Linked DNA regions of Homo sapiens: region 2 is linked to region 1. A link is a contact called in ENCODE Hi-C or POLR2A ChIA-PET data. All regions are on one chromosome and are shown on one strand. Each heading gives the region's core, a stretch centred on a gene start or an enhancer-like site at or near the end of the contact. The rest is flanking DNA. Distances are from core to core; before and after follow the strand shown.

What was found. Hi-C counts contacts between places; a loop is a spot of excess contacts on that map. ChIA-PET counts read pairs that join two places held with the same protein, here RNA polymerase II (POLR2A). Pooled maps may share reads with other maps.
Region 2: a map of HCT116 shows a loop between it and region 1 (2.7-fold over the local background). The contact joins two enhancer-like sites. A Hi-C loop is called at or near these places in 2 of 168 maps with a recorded cell type or tissue (HCT116 and sigmoid colon) and 2 of 50 pooled maps. POLR2A ChIA-PET finds 5 or more read pairs at or near these places in 3 of 52 experiments (AG04449, H1 and PC-9).

The regions. Positions count from the first base shown.
Region 1 is chr4:13,962,707-13,969,082 of GRCh38, reverse strand. No RefSeq gene overlaps it. Among named protein-coding and RNA genes, the nearest start is that of LINC01085, 150 kb to the left of the region's middle. Within about 2 kb of position 2,807, at least 2 of the 41 ENCODE cell types and tissues checked have a DNase peak (open chromatin) inside an H3K27ac peak, as active enhancers do.
Region 2 is chr4:13,905,630-13,912,160 of GRCh38, reverse strand. All of the region lies in intron 3 of LINC01182 (long intergenic non-protein coding RNA 1182), which reads right to left. The region is part of intron 3 of LOC107986182 (a long non-coding RNA gene); the gene reads right to left. Among named protein-coding and RNA genes, the nearest start is that of LINC01085, 200 kb to the left of the region's middle. RefSeq lists enhancers at 3,996-5,195, 5,890-6,531. Within about 2 kb of position 4,725, at least 7 of the 41 ENCODE cell types and tissues checked have a DNase peak (open chromatin) inside an H3K27ac peak, as active enhancers do.

The DNA.
Region 1 (6,376 bases), core at 1,558-4,057:
GGATCTGAAGAGATATTTGTATACCTATGTTCCCACATTTCTAACAGTGTTACTCACAATGGCCAAAAGGTGGAAGCAACCCACATGTCCACTGATGGATGAATGGATTAACCAAATGTGGCCTATTCATGCAATGTGGTTTTATTCCACCTCAAATAAGAAGAAAATTCTGACACGCGCTAAAAAATGTATGAAACTTGAGGACATTATGCTAAGTGAAATAAGCCAGTCACCAAAAAACAAATACTGTGTGATTACACTTATAAGAGGTACATAGAGTGGTCAAATTCATAGAGACCTGATAGTTACCAGGGCTAAGGAAAATGAGGAATGAGGAGTTAGTGTTTAATAAATACAGAGTTTCACTTTTGCACGATGAAAAAGTTCTGGAGATTGGTTGCACAACAACGGAAATATACTTTATCCTAGTCAACTGTACACTAAAAAAGCGTCAAGATGGTACATTTTCTATTATATGTATTTTACCACAGGCAAGAATAAAGTTAAAATAGAAAACAAAAATGGAGGATCCTATATCCTCTCTCCATCTCTGCAGCATAGATTCCACAACCTACTCAGTAGTTTTGTGTCTGCATTTTGCTTGCACTCACTCTTGTTTCTTAAAGTTATAGGAGAACATTTCTTCCTCTCTGCATGATCCTTCCTTGGCCATTGCAATAGGAATGTTCATCCTCTCCTTGTCCTTTCCACTTCTCACGAGGAGGTGAGGCTTGTCTTACTAGGACAGGACAACACATCTCTTCCTTTCTTCTTTCCCTCTCCCTTTCTGGAGCCCAAACTCTGTGTCTTCTCTAATTCCCACCTTTGTCTTCATCAGGGTCACATGTGAGCTGTCTTCTGCATCCTGCCCCCGTGGGATATGCTTTTTCCAGGTCCTGCATTGGGTAACGTGGTCCATTTCAGCCGTGGTGCCAAGTTCAACTGTCCAACTGCAGCTTTGCTGGCAATAAAACTGGCTTCCTTAGAATTATTATCTGGTTCCTGGGGCTATTTTTTACTTGGTTCAGAACCCACAGAGAATCAGTCATGATTAGTTATTGCCCTCTCTACCCAAAGGTCCAGAAACAAAGCACTCTTTTTGGTTTTGTATCAACCTTGAAAAACATGAGAAGCAATGGCCTAAATTAATACCCAAATAATATAGTGTGTTCCACCCATTATTCAACAATTATACTGGTAGTTGGTCACTCTCTTAATATGTTTTTCATTTTTTTATCATTTTTTTAAGACAGAATCTCACTCTGTCACTCAGGCTAGAATGCAGTGGTGTGATCTTGGCTCACTGCATCCTCCATCTCCCGGGTTCAAGCAATTCTCCTGCCTCAGCCTCCTGAACAGCTGTGATTACAGGCACCTGCCACCATGCCTGGCTAATTTTTGTATTTTTACTAGAGACAGAGTTTCACCTTGTTGGCCAGGCTGGTCTCGAACTCCTGGCCTCAAGTGATCCACCTGCCTTGGCCTCCCAAAGTGCTGGGATTACAGGCATGAGTCACCATGCCTAGTTTATCTTAGCATGACTTGAAGTTGTCACTTCACTGAGAAGATCTTAGGTTCCCCTTTACAGCTCCAAGCTCTGTGTCAGGTGCAGAGTAAAGCTCATGTCTGTTCATTGATTGATTGATGGTTATTAGAACACAAAAGAGAAAATAATTCTCCAAGGACTGCCCTTTTTGGTCACTTTTACATGGGCTTGGGCAGATGTCACCCTTAGTAGTTGGCAGCATGATAGAGCAAAAAGAATTGGAAACTGGGAATAAGAAATGTCTCATCTAACTGATTTAGATGAATCATTCATTTAAATTTGGTGAATTTAGGCATCAAGTTGTGTGGCAAATTGCTCACCCTTCTGAGTCTCCATTTCCTTGTCTATAAAATTAGGGTCTTTGCATTGATGTCTAAACTCCCTTCTATTTTAAACATACTCTTAATTGTATGACTCAATTGTACTTTCAGCTCTGTATTTAAGAGATTAAAGCAGAAAAAACTCTCCCTTCCCCTCCCACTGCCTCTGGCCTGCAGAAGTGTCCAGCAAGCATTTTCCTTTTTGCAGGCATATGGAGGATCCAGCAGGCTGTTGAACCATGATATCAAATGCCAGTCAGAGGATCCCCCACTGGGTTTTTAAATCAACATGGAATGGTTCTGACCCAGTGTGAGAGCAGCTGAAATTGACAATCCAAGGGTATCTGTGGGAGGTAGCCCAAGGAGCACTCTTGATAACCAAAAGGAACAAACATGTTCCTTTCATCAAACTATCAAAAACAAATCTAAGCCATGGGTTGTTTTTGGAGGAACACCATCCCTCTCTCCTTATTCATCCCCGCATTCCACAGTTCTTCCCTCCCTGGCTCAGCAGCTTGCCACAGGGGGAGTAAGCCGCCGTGGGTTATGAGCTGTCAGGCTCCGCATTTAAATATTACTCACCCAGCTCAGTTGAAGGTACAGGTCAGCCAATAGTATTAAGTTAACTACATTGGGAAATACATTATCTTTTGGGTCACAGGGGTACAATTCAATGAACAGCAACAGGATTTCCTGGTTGATAAATGGTTCCACAAGAGGTTATAGCTTGCCTGCCCTAGAAATAATAGCAATAATCCCCTACATTCATATTCCACTCTAGAGTCTATAGAGGATTTTCACATCCATTATCTCTTAGGACTTTCTCGAGGGAGTCAGCCCAGCTCAGGAGAGAGGGCAGAGCACAGACATCAGCTCTCATGCCTGCTTCCCGGTACACCATGCTATGACTGGGAAGTTCTGTTGCCTCTTGGCGCCTCAGTTCACGAACTATAATCAGGAAATACCAATAATATCTGCCTTGTAGAGGAACCAAGGAGATCAAATGAGGTGATGTTTGTGCATATTAAAAAAATGATGTCATGGAAAAGAATCTATTAGAAGTGCTCTATAGAAGCAAAATTAAAAATCATAAAAATAAGCTTTAATTTATCTGCTAAAACCTTATAAAACTACAAAACCAGTAGAGCTAAAAATCACTTAAAGATATTTCTCTTTTTTTTATTTTGTTTGGCATTCATTTATTGGGTACCTTTGCACAATACCTGTTAAAGCTAATCTCTGCCATCTAGGAACTTGGGACATTAAGATACATATAGATGTAACTACAGCTATGACTTAAGATAGAGACTAGAAATCAGGAAGCAAGGTCAGTCTAGTAAAAGTTACAATGACTGCAACTTATATGATGCCATTAAAGGAATCCTGAGGAATGAAATTATGCTGGACTGCGGCACTGATACAAAAGAGCTATCAATTATCAATGTCCCATAAATACCTATCAATTATCAATGTCCCATTATATGGCAGCTACTAGAAGTACCTCTCTAATCCTGGCCATCACCCTAAAAGATATTATTATCACCGTCATCCCCATATTACAGAAGAGATAATTGAGACTAAGGAAAGTTAACTATCATGTCAGCATATAAAACATCTGAGCCTGGGCTCACAACGTTATCTGTCTGAAGCCAGCGCCTTTGTCTCCTGCCCTGCACTATGCAATTTGCTTTCTTAGAAATCAGAGAAGATGAAACCCCTGATATAAGTTTTTTTAATTTTTTTGTTGGGCCCTGAAAGACTCAGAGAAACAGATTATGAAGTAAGCCATTTCAGGAGGAGGTCACAGCATGAATAAAATGAATAAATTATGAAAAAATATCTTTGGAGATATTGAGGTGTCCAGTGTGCCTAAAGAGGTGTTTGGCAATGGGCTATTCATTACTAGAAATTCTAACCACCTTTTGAGCTCAGATCTCCTAAAGACCAAGTGAACAGATGACTTCCAATGATTCCTTCCTCAAAAAATGCCCAGGCCCTTGCCTCTGTAACCCTCCCTGTAATCATTACAATCACTCTGTTGCTTCCGCTTGTCCCCATCTGCTCCAGACCAATCCCCAGTGCAAGTTCCATATTTACAATAAGTACTTGATTGTTTACTAAATGGTGAATGACACTGTCCTATGCTACACTAGCCTGCTGGTTTGGTTTGATTTCCATCTCCACTTCTAGGGTAGAAATAGGAAGCTCAAATGCCAATATTGGCAGACCGCCGCCACCATGACATCCCACTGAAAATATCAAATGGAGTTTTGTGCTTCCAAGCTAACATATACTGGGGACAAGCTGATTTTTCCTTTTTTTTTTTTTCTTGACATTGACATTTCTTTCTTTTTTTATGTTGACACTGATTCCCAAAAGATAACTTAGTATGTAACATCCATGCTTGATAGGGTGCAATTATGGAACATTCAACAGAGAAGGACAAATGAGGTAATGCATGACAAGGACAAGTGGGACAGGGGCTCCAACAAATAGTAGATATAGTTGGTCCTTGAACAACATGGAGGTTAGGGGCACTGACTCCAAAACCCTGCACAGTCCAGCATCCACATGCAAATTTTGTCTCCCCAAAGACTTAAATACTAATAGCCTTCTATTAACCAGAAGCCTTGTCAATAACATAAACAGTCCATTAACACATATTTTGTATGTTATATGTATTAATATACTGTATCCTTATAATAAAGTAAACTAGAGAAAAGAAAATATTATTAAGAAAATCATAAAGAAAAAATGTTTACTATTTACTAAGTGGAAGTGGATCATCATAAAGGTCTTCATCCTCATCGTCTCCATGTTGAGTAGGCTGAAAAGGAGGAAGAGGAGGGGTTGGTCTTTGCTGTCTCGGGGTGGCAGAGGCAGAAGAAAATCTGCCTATACCTGGACCCACACAGCTCAAATCTCTGTTGCTCAAGGGTCAATTGTATAGGCAATACCTATACCTCCTTTTCTACTCCAAAAAAAAAAAAAAAAAAAAAAAGCCCTATCAATAAGAGGAGTCAATGGCATCCATTTTTATCAGTTTAGAGTATCCTGGCTATAAAACAGGTGAAATAGACTCTGCCTAACTTAACGGAAACATTCCTGGAGTTCAGAAAATTAAAGAAAGATTTGGATAACCAGGCTTTGGACAATACATGAACCAGAGATACTCTGAGCATTGGTTCATTCATTTGCTTGTCCATTCCACAAGTATTTTTGAGTGCCTGCATTACCTGGAATTGCTCTAGGTACTAAAAATGTACCACATCCAGTGGTGATGGATGTGGTTGCAAAAACTAATGAGCACATTTTCAGGACATAACTGCTGTATGCTCAAATTCCAGTGCCTGCCATCACTGTAAGGCTCTGCTCAAGTTTCCGTTCTCATGAAAGAGTCTGAACAAACTAACCTGGATCAGTGCCTACTTCCTTGGCTAGTGTTGGAAGGGCCAGGCGGAGTTCTTGCAGAGAAACTGGATGAACACTCCCACCATGAACACATCCAGAAACAATGAGGAAAGGGTACTTAACCAGAGGAAAATTGTGATGCTTTTACCAAAAAAAAAAGGGGGGGAAAGGGATGCTGAGAAAATAAAAACAATTCTTGTCTACTCTTCTGAGAAGATAGCATAAGATCAGACATGTGAAGATGTTGGCATAGTCCCTAGCACAAAGTAAGCGCTTGATGAATAAACAACAAAAATGATTAAAAATTCATCTACTATGTGATGAGACATCAGAGCATGTGAAGTAATTAATTAGGCTATTGACTATGGCTTTACCTACAAATATATAGTCAACATGTCAGCACTAAGATGTCAGCTTTAAATTATTTATGAAATTTGGAAAAGCATTAATAAAAGTATCTGAAGTGAGGAAAGTGTTGGTCCTGCTTTCCTGGTGCTGGTCAGACTTCAATTTGATTGAACATATAATTAAGCACATATTATATATCAAATCCTTGGAGCAGTGTACACAGATTTTAAGAGGACTCAGCAAACAGGGAACTATGACCACAGCCTGGGTGACAGAGAGAGAGACTGTATCTCAGAAAAAAAAGAGAGAGAGAGAAAATGGATAGTGGTAATAGTTGTACAACATTGTGAATATCCTTAATGCTACTGAATTGTACATTTAAAAATGATTAAAATGGTAAATATTACATATATTTTACAATTAAAAAAATCAAAGAAAAAAAGTAAAAACAATCTGAAAACTATGACATATGTGAAATGGTTGAAAAGATGAGAGCATTTGGCCTGAGGTCATGGTACTTAATATGCATGTCTAATTATATGCAATTCTAGTTGAGGAAGAGCCTTCCTCCTGGAAAGGAGAGAAAGTTTCAGGCCAATATCTTGTGACTTGTGAAAGCAAAGATTTGAAGCAAGGGCAGGAAAGTAACTTAGGTATGGCAAGGACAAAGGTGTATGCATGCACACTCTGGTGCCTGGTGTACATGTGTGAGCAAAACAAAATCTCTAGAATGCTTGCCATTGCTGCTTGC
Region 2 (6,531 bases), core at 3,476-5,975, 59 kb after region 1:
GAAGGACATTGTGGTTTCAAGGCAGGTTTCTTCACTCTCACTTGCTTCTTCAATCCACATTGTCCCTCACTTTCTAACTGTTGTTTGTAACTCTCTAAAGAGATTAAAGGGCACGGTGGCTTTGTAACATGTCAGCTTAGCTAAGCGGGAACTCAATTCCCAGAGTTTCATCTCCATGAGGTTCCAGGTTGAAGAGGCTATTAGAAAAATGTACACGAGATATAAAAGACCATAGTGAAGAAACAGCCATGCTTAGCACCTTCAGGTTTGGTGTAGGGTGCTAGACACTGGCAGTGCATGCATGTGGCAGCTCACTGATCTACCAGCTTGTGTTGCTGGTATGGGGCAGCACCTAGGCTTACAGCTCCTACATTGCATTGCTGTGTGGGGCAGGACCTGGGCTTACAGCTCTTAGAGTGTGTTGCTACTTTGGGGCAGCTCCCGAGCTTGTAGCTCCTCTAGCTCTCCCTGGATCTCTTCCTTCAGCTTCTTCAAGCCCTGGGTCAGGTATATGTGCAACTCCATGTGAAGAGTACCTGTTTCCCCATTAAGTTTGGAGGCAGTGGGAGACAGACAAATGCTTCAGCTTGTTATGGTGGAATCCAGTACCTCTCATGGGTTTCCCTTGTTCTCCCAAATACCTGTCCATCTCCCCTCTCAGCTGCTGGCTTGGGTGACCTATAGTGACTTCAGGCTCAACATCAGACACAGACCACTAGTCTTGCATGACATTCCCACCAGCTCCCATAACAGTGTAAGATCTAATTCCTACTCATAGTGGTTCTGCTTCTCTGATTGAGCCCTAATGGATACTCAATTATAAAGAGCATCCAATAAAGATACTCTTTAAATTTATAAATATTTCTTGATAAAGAAGAACCAATTCCTGCTGCTTCAGTGCTTGCAGTAGCTGGTCATGCACAACAGTCTTTCAGGCCCTGCCTTCCTTTCTACTTACACATTATCTCATTTGGTCACTTCATCTCTCCAGGTAGCATCCTCTTAGAAAACTTTTACAGTGCAGCCTATAACTAGCTCCCTTCCATAAAGTTCACTCCTGGCATACCAGGAACACACATAAATCTTAGGCTAACTAAATTCTGCAACTATCATAACTTCTCAACATAGTCCTCTATAAACATTTTCAATCCAAGATCAGCTACTGGTGCTTATGTTCCCCAAATACCAACAGAAACATATTAAGTTCTACAGTTAGTTTTCTTTGGCAAATTGTTGTTTAGTAAATACATCTTCCCCACATGGTAGAGTTTATTTTTCCAGTCTCATTGATGTAGAGCAAGCCATCTGACTTGTTTTGGCTAATCAATTACAGAAAGAAGCAACACTGTGCCAATTCTGAGCCAAGATCTTAAGAGACACTACATCTTTCAGCTAATTCTTGTATTTATCCCACCATGTCCTGGGCAACCACTGGTTGCAGAAAAACAAGACACAGGGAACAGACTGAAACCCAATCTGCATCTAGGAACAAGACTGACAAAACCACAGTCTGAAATAGAGCTGCCAAGAGGAGCTCAGCTTAGATCTTCCAAACTGCAGCCTGCCTGCAACTTCATGAAAATAAATGTTTATTTTAATAACAATAAGATTATGAGATTGTTACACAGCATTATTATGGTGATAGCTGACTGGGACACTTTGCTTATACTGAAGTGAGAAGGAAGTATTTGCCTCCAGTAATTCTCCCCAGGTCATTTTCCCAGATATCCAATCTCCTATCAATTCTCAGCATCCTTTATATTGAGGTGGGTGATGAGCTGATGCTGAGACAACCAGCTCTGTGATGTCTTCCTTGCAAATGCTTAATTGATGGCTTAGCACATCATTTTAGAAAATGAGAAGATTTGGGCACTTATTGTTTAGTTTGGGCACTGGAGTCAAATCTGAGAAGATAGAATAAGTTATGTTTACTATTCTCCTTCACACATACAAAATTTGGATCATACTATATATATAGATCTACAACCTGACTGCTTTCACTTAAAAATAGATTGCAACATTTTTCCATGACACTCAATTTTCTTCTAGGCCTTCAATTTTCTCTTTCTTTGAAAACCTATTAGAGAATAAATGAGAATATCAAGTGGAGTAAGAATGGCAGAATTATGCACTTGGGCCCTTCCCACCTGCATTTGTAGGGTTTTCCCTGGGCATTCTGAGTGTTTATGTAAACTGAGAGAACCTCAGTGTTACCCACTTGTAACTGAGGTTCTCTTGGTTTACATAAGCACTCAGAATTCCCAGGGAAATATGAGGTTCTGCCACTTGTTTCTTTTCTTTCCCCATTTGGTTAAGACTAGGTACAAACACATAGTCAATGATAATAAATTAATTAAGCTACACTGAATTAAATGGAAATAAAATATACTGAATTGAATTGAACTGTAAAGAAAACAAAAAAAGAGGTGTAATATTAGTCTGCACTAAATCCAGGACGAAGAGTCTCCCAAAACAAAATGTGGCAGGTGATTTTAAAGAAGATTTGTTTTTACTCTCAATAACTTCCGAAAAGCAGTAAAGAAAAACATCCTCCAAATGTTTAGAGGTTTCTCTCTTCATCCCACACCAGGTCTTTAGATCTTTAAAGGGAAAAAAAAAAGTTTATGACAAATGATTTATTTTGCTAAAAGAATAAAGTTAATTTATATCTCCAAAGGGCATTATAGATGAAATTGCAATATTTCCATGTTCCCAAAATTTTTACTCTTTTTTTTCCACTCTAACACTACTCCCAAAGAAAAAACTATTGCCTTGAAAGTTTTTCAAAATATCCTATCACCCTACCTTTGTCCTTGGTCATTTCCAACCATGCAGAGCTTTTAATGTCAGGACCATCAACATGAAAATGCATGGCTATTATCAAAAGATGTTTTTCTAAGCCTACATATTCACTGTAAAGCATCCCAGAATCCTCTAGAGTGAATGTTAATAAGCACAATAGAGTTGGAATTGATGGTCTTGAACTCTTACCTTTCTACACTGATCTTCAGGAACTGTAATGTGAAAAGCACAAAGCTTCCCTCAACAGCTACTATACAATCATGGTAGTGTTAATAATAACAACTATCAATCAATTATACAAGCTAGACTTGATTCCATCATTTAACTCTTATGACCAACCACACTCTGTGAAAGAGACTCTTAACATCTGAACCATATAGATGAGCAAAGGGAGGGTTTAACGACTTGCCTAAGAGAACAAAGACAGTAACTGATGGAGCCAACAATGATATTCTTGCTTCTGACTCCAAAATCCACACTCAAGTTTTGTGCCTGAAACCCTATCTCTCTTTGAGAGAGAATAAGAATAATATTAGCTATCATTTATTAAGCCTTTCTGAGTAGGCCCTACCTTACTTGTTGCTTATAGATATACTCAATTTGAACTTATTCCACATTAGCATCCAAAAAATGCCACATCATTTATTAGTCGAAATCGAGTAAAGTTCATCTGTGAGCCCACAGTGGGAAGAATGGCAGGAAGCCCAGTGGATGTCATTAGTGAGGGGCTCCTCCTCCTCTCTACACTTAAATAAGCACACCATCATAGTTCCTGGCCCAGAACATTTGGGAATGAGCCCTGTAGACATCACCTTGTCTATGTTACTTCTAAATTGTACTGCCCAGGGTCTGGCCTCTGTGGGTTTGCACCTGGCCACACCCTATCCAGGGTAATACATGTCAACAGTGCCCAGGCCTCTGCCATTTTCAGAAACCCCAAACCCCTTTTATCTTCCAAGGCAGATAAATACCCAGCATCAGTGTATATGCCAGTGTTAGGAAACCAGTCTTCTGGGGTTAGTGCTGAAGAACTAACACCTTCTACCATAAAGGCCTGAAAGAGCTACTTTAGGAATTTGAACACACCAAAGGAATCTTCCATCCACCATGAAAAGAAAAAAGAAAAAATATGTATGTGTAAAGGAACTACATTATGCCATACACTTTGCCATGTCCTGCTGTACTTCGCCTACAAAACTGCAAGGTAAAGATTATTATAATTGGTTTTTAAGATGAGTAAACAAAAGATTAGAGAAGTTTTTTTTTTTAAAAAAGTCCCTAAATTGTACAGCTATTTCACTCTTTGCAGACAGCCTGAGGAAAACTTTTAGCTAATCTTAATAATAATTACCATTTCTTGGGCTCTTAGTCTGCACCAAGGCAGTATACTAAGCACTTTATATCCATTAGTTTCCATAACAATTCTATAACTTACTTCATTATCTCCACCTAAGAATGAGAACCACTGGAGCTCAGAGAAGCTAAGTCTTTTGCCCAAGCCACACATCTGGGAATGAGGGAGTCCAGATGTGAGCCTCTATGTTAGAAGTCAAAGTCGGATTCTTAACCCCAGCACAGCACAGCCTCCCCTCAAGGCTTTCAAGGGGAAGTGTGGCCCCAAAAGGACTGCGACTGTAGGGGAGATAGGTGGATAGAGCAGGCAGGGAGAAAAGTGGAAAATACCAGCTAGTATTCCTGGTACTCTCTGCACCTTACCACTGGAGCCCAGGGTACTCATTTTACAGGAATGACTCACAGGACAAAAGAGCAGAGGCCTTGCTTACTTTGTTTTGCAAACCATACCCTGTAGAATGAGAATAATTATTAGTCATCTGCAGGCCTTGTGATGCTTGTAGCTTAGTCATTGAGTAACTATTATAGATCACACATTCCTATTCCTTTGGATAGAGTCTCAAGCCACCTACACAATCCTTAAACAACTTCTCAAAGTCCCTTGAGCTGGGGGTGGTGGAAGACACACTCTCCAGAAGCTATGCATTCTTCCTACTGAGAGATGGACACCTTGTGGCCAGTAGCATAATGAGAAGTCTTTCAGCAGAATGAACAGGCATCCCTCTCCTGCTTTCAATGACCCACACACTCTTCAAATTGTCCTTCCAGCAAGAAAAGATACTCCAAGCAGTTTTAAGTCTTCCTTGGGGGCATAGGAGTTTCATGTCAACTAGGTTTGGTTTACATTTATGAGAGATGCTGCCTTATGTGAATGAGATAGGAAAAGAAAATACAGCAGGCATATGAGTGAGTAAAGGTACCAAATTCTAATAAAAATGATATGAACACATATGTGGATGTCCATACGCGCACACACACACACACACACACATACACACCACTTAATACCTTAATGAAAAGAGTCACAGCAATCTGGTGAATAACTTACTTATTTTGTTTTCCATTTTGAATTCTAAGAGTGGAGCTACTGAGATGACTAAAACAGTTGCTGTCCTTAAAGAACTCAAAGCTTAGTGGGAAGACAGAAACAACATTAATACAATAAAACCAAAGAGGTTATTATGAAAGCTCAGAGGAGAAACATCCAAACCAAATGGAGTTGAAGGTTAGGCAGAGGATGAGAAAGATTTCCTTGAGGCGATGAGAGCAAAGCTGAGCATTTTTTAACACACACCTGTCCAAAGTAGAAGCTGTTAATGCAGTACCCTGGCAATCTAGATGAGCTGGCCCCATGATTGAGGATATCATTCACATATACTATAGCAGTAAAGATGCTTTGAGATTTAAATAATTGAAAGCTTAATATCAACTCATTTAAACAATGAGGAATAATTCTGCCACATAACAAGAGGTGTAGGGAGGCTTCAGATATAATTTATCAACTCAAAGACATCATTTGAAACTCAGTTTTTTCCCCCATTATTCTACTACGAAATCCCAACAGATTTTCCTAACTGTCTTCTGGATCACAAGGTTGCTGCTGCAGTTCTGGACACCACGTGCAGACACAAAAATATTCAGCAAAAGAAGATATCTTTTCCATGTAACAATTTTTTATGAACAAAAGTATTCCCAACAGCTTCCCAGCAGGTTTCCCCCTCATATCTTATTGGTCATAATTGGGATACTATGATTGGATTACTAAGAAGTGAATAGAGGGAGGCTGTGATCTCCCCAAGAAAGGCTTGGAAAGCATGAAGAGGGAGAAGTATTTGTTGACTAGGTAGATACATTTTTTGGTACATTGGGAGTGGGATATGTGGGAAAACAAACCTATCAAACATGGTGCAAACCAAACTCTTCCCATTGGAAATTCTGACGGAACACTGTCTCTGAATTGATTGACTTATTTGAGGGAGTGTGCCATACTCCTGTAAATGGGGCTGTATCAAATGCTAAGAATTCCAGGTCTAAGCAGATAGAGCCAGAGGACTAGTCTTGGTACCATAGAACTTTTATGCTAGAAATGACCAAGAGGTGATGATTTTAGAGATCTGAAAACTGCTCTGCCATTTACTCAATACATGCTTTGTCCTGGCCTTTGCTGCCTGCTGTAAAATGCTTTGCCCATCTGCAGCTTTGGGCCAAGACTGGATGCTTTTCTGAGGGTCCTTCCAGCTCTGAAAGTCATGAATCATCACGATACGTGATGCAGAAAGTCTGATTCATCATGATACGTGACGCAGGTTCCTAATATTCCTCATCACCAGCACTTTATGATATTTCATATTGTTTTTAGCGATCTCACTAGAATGA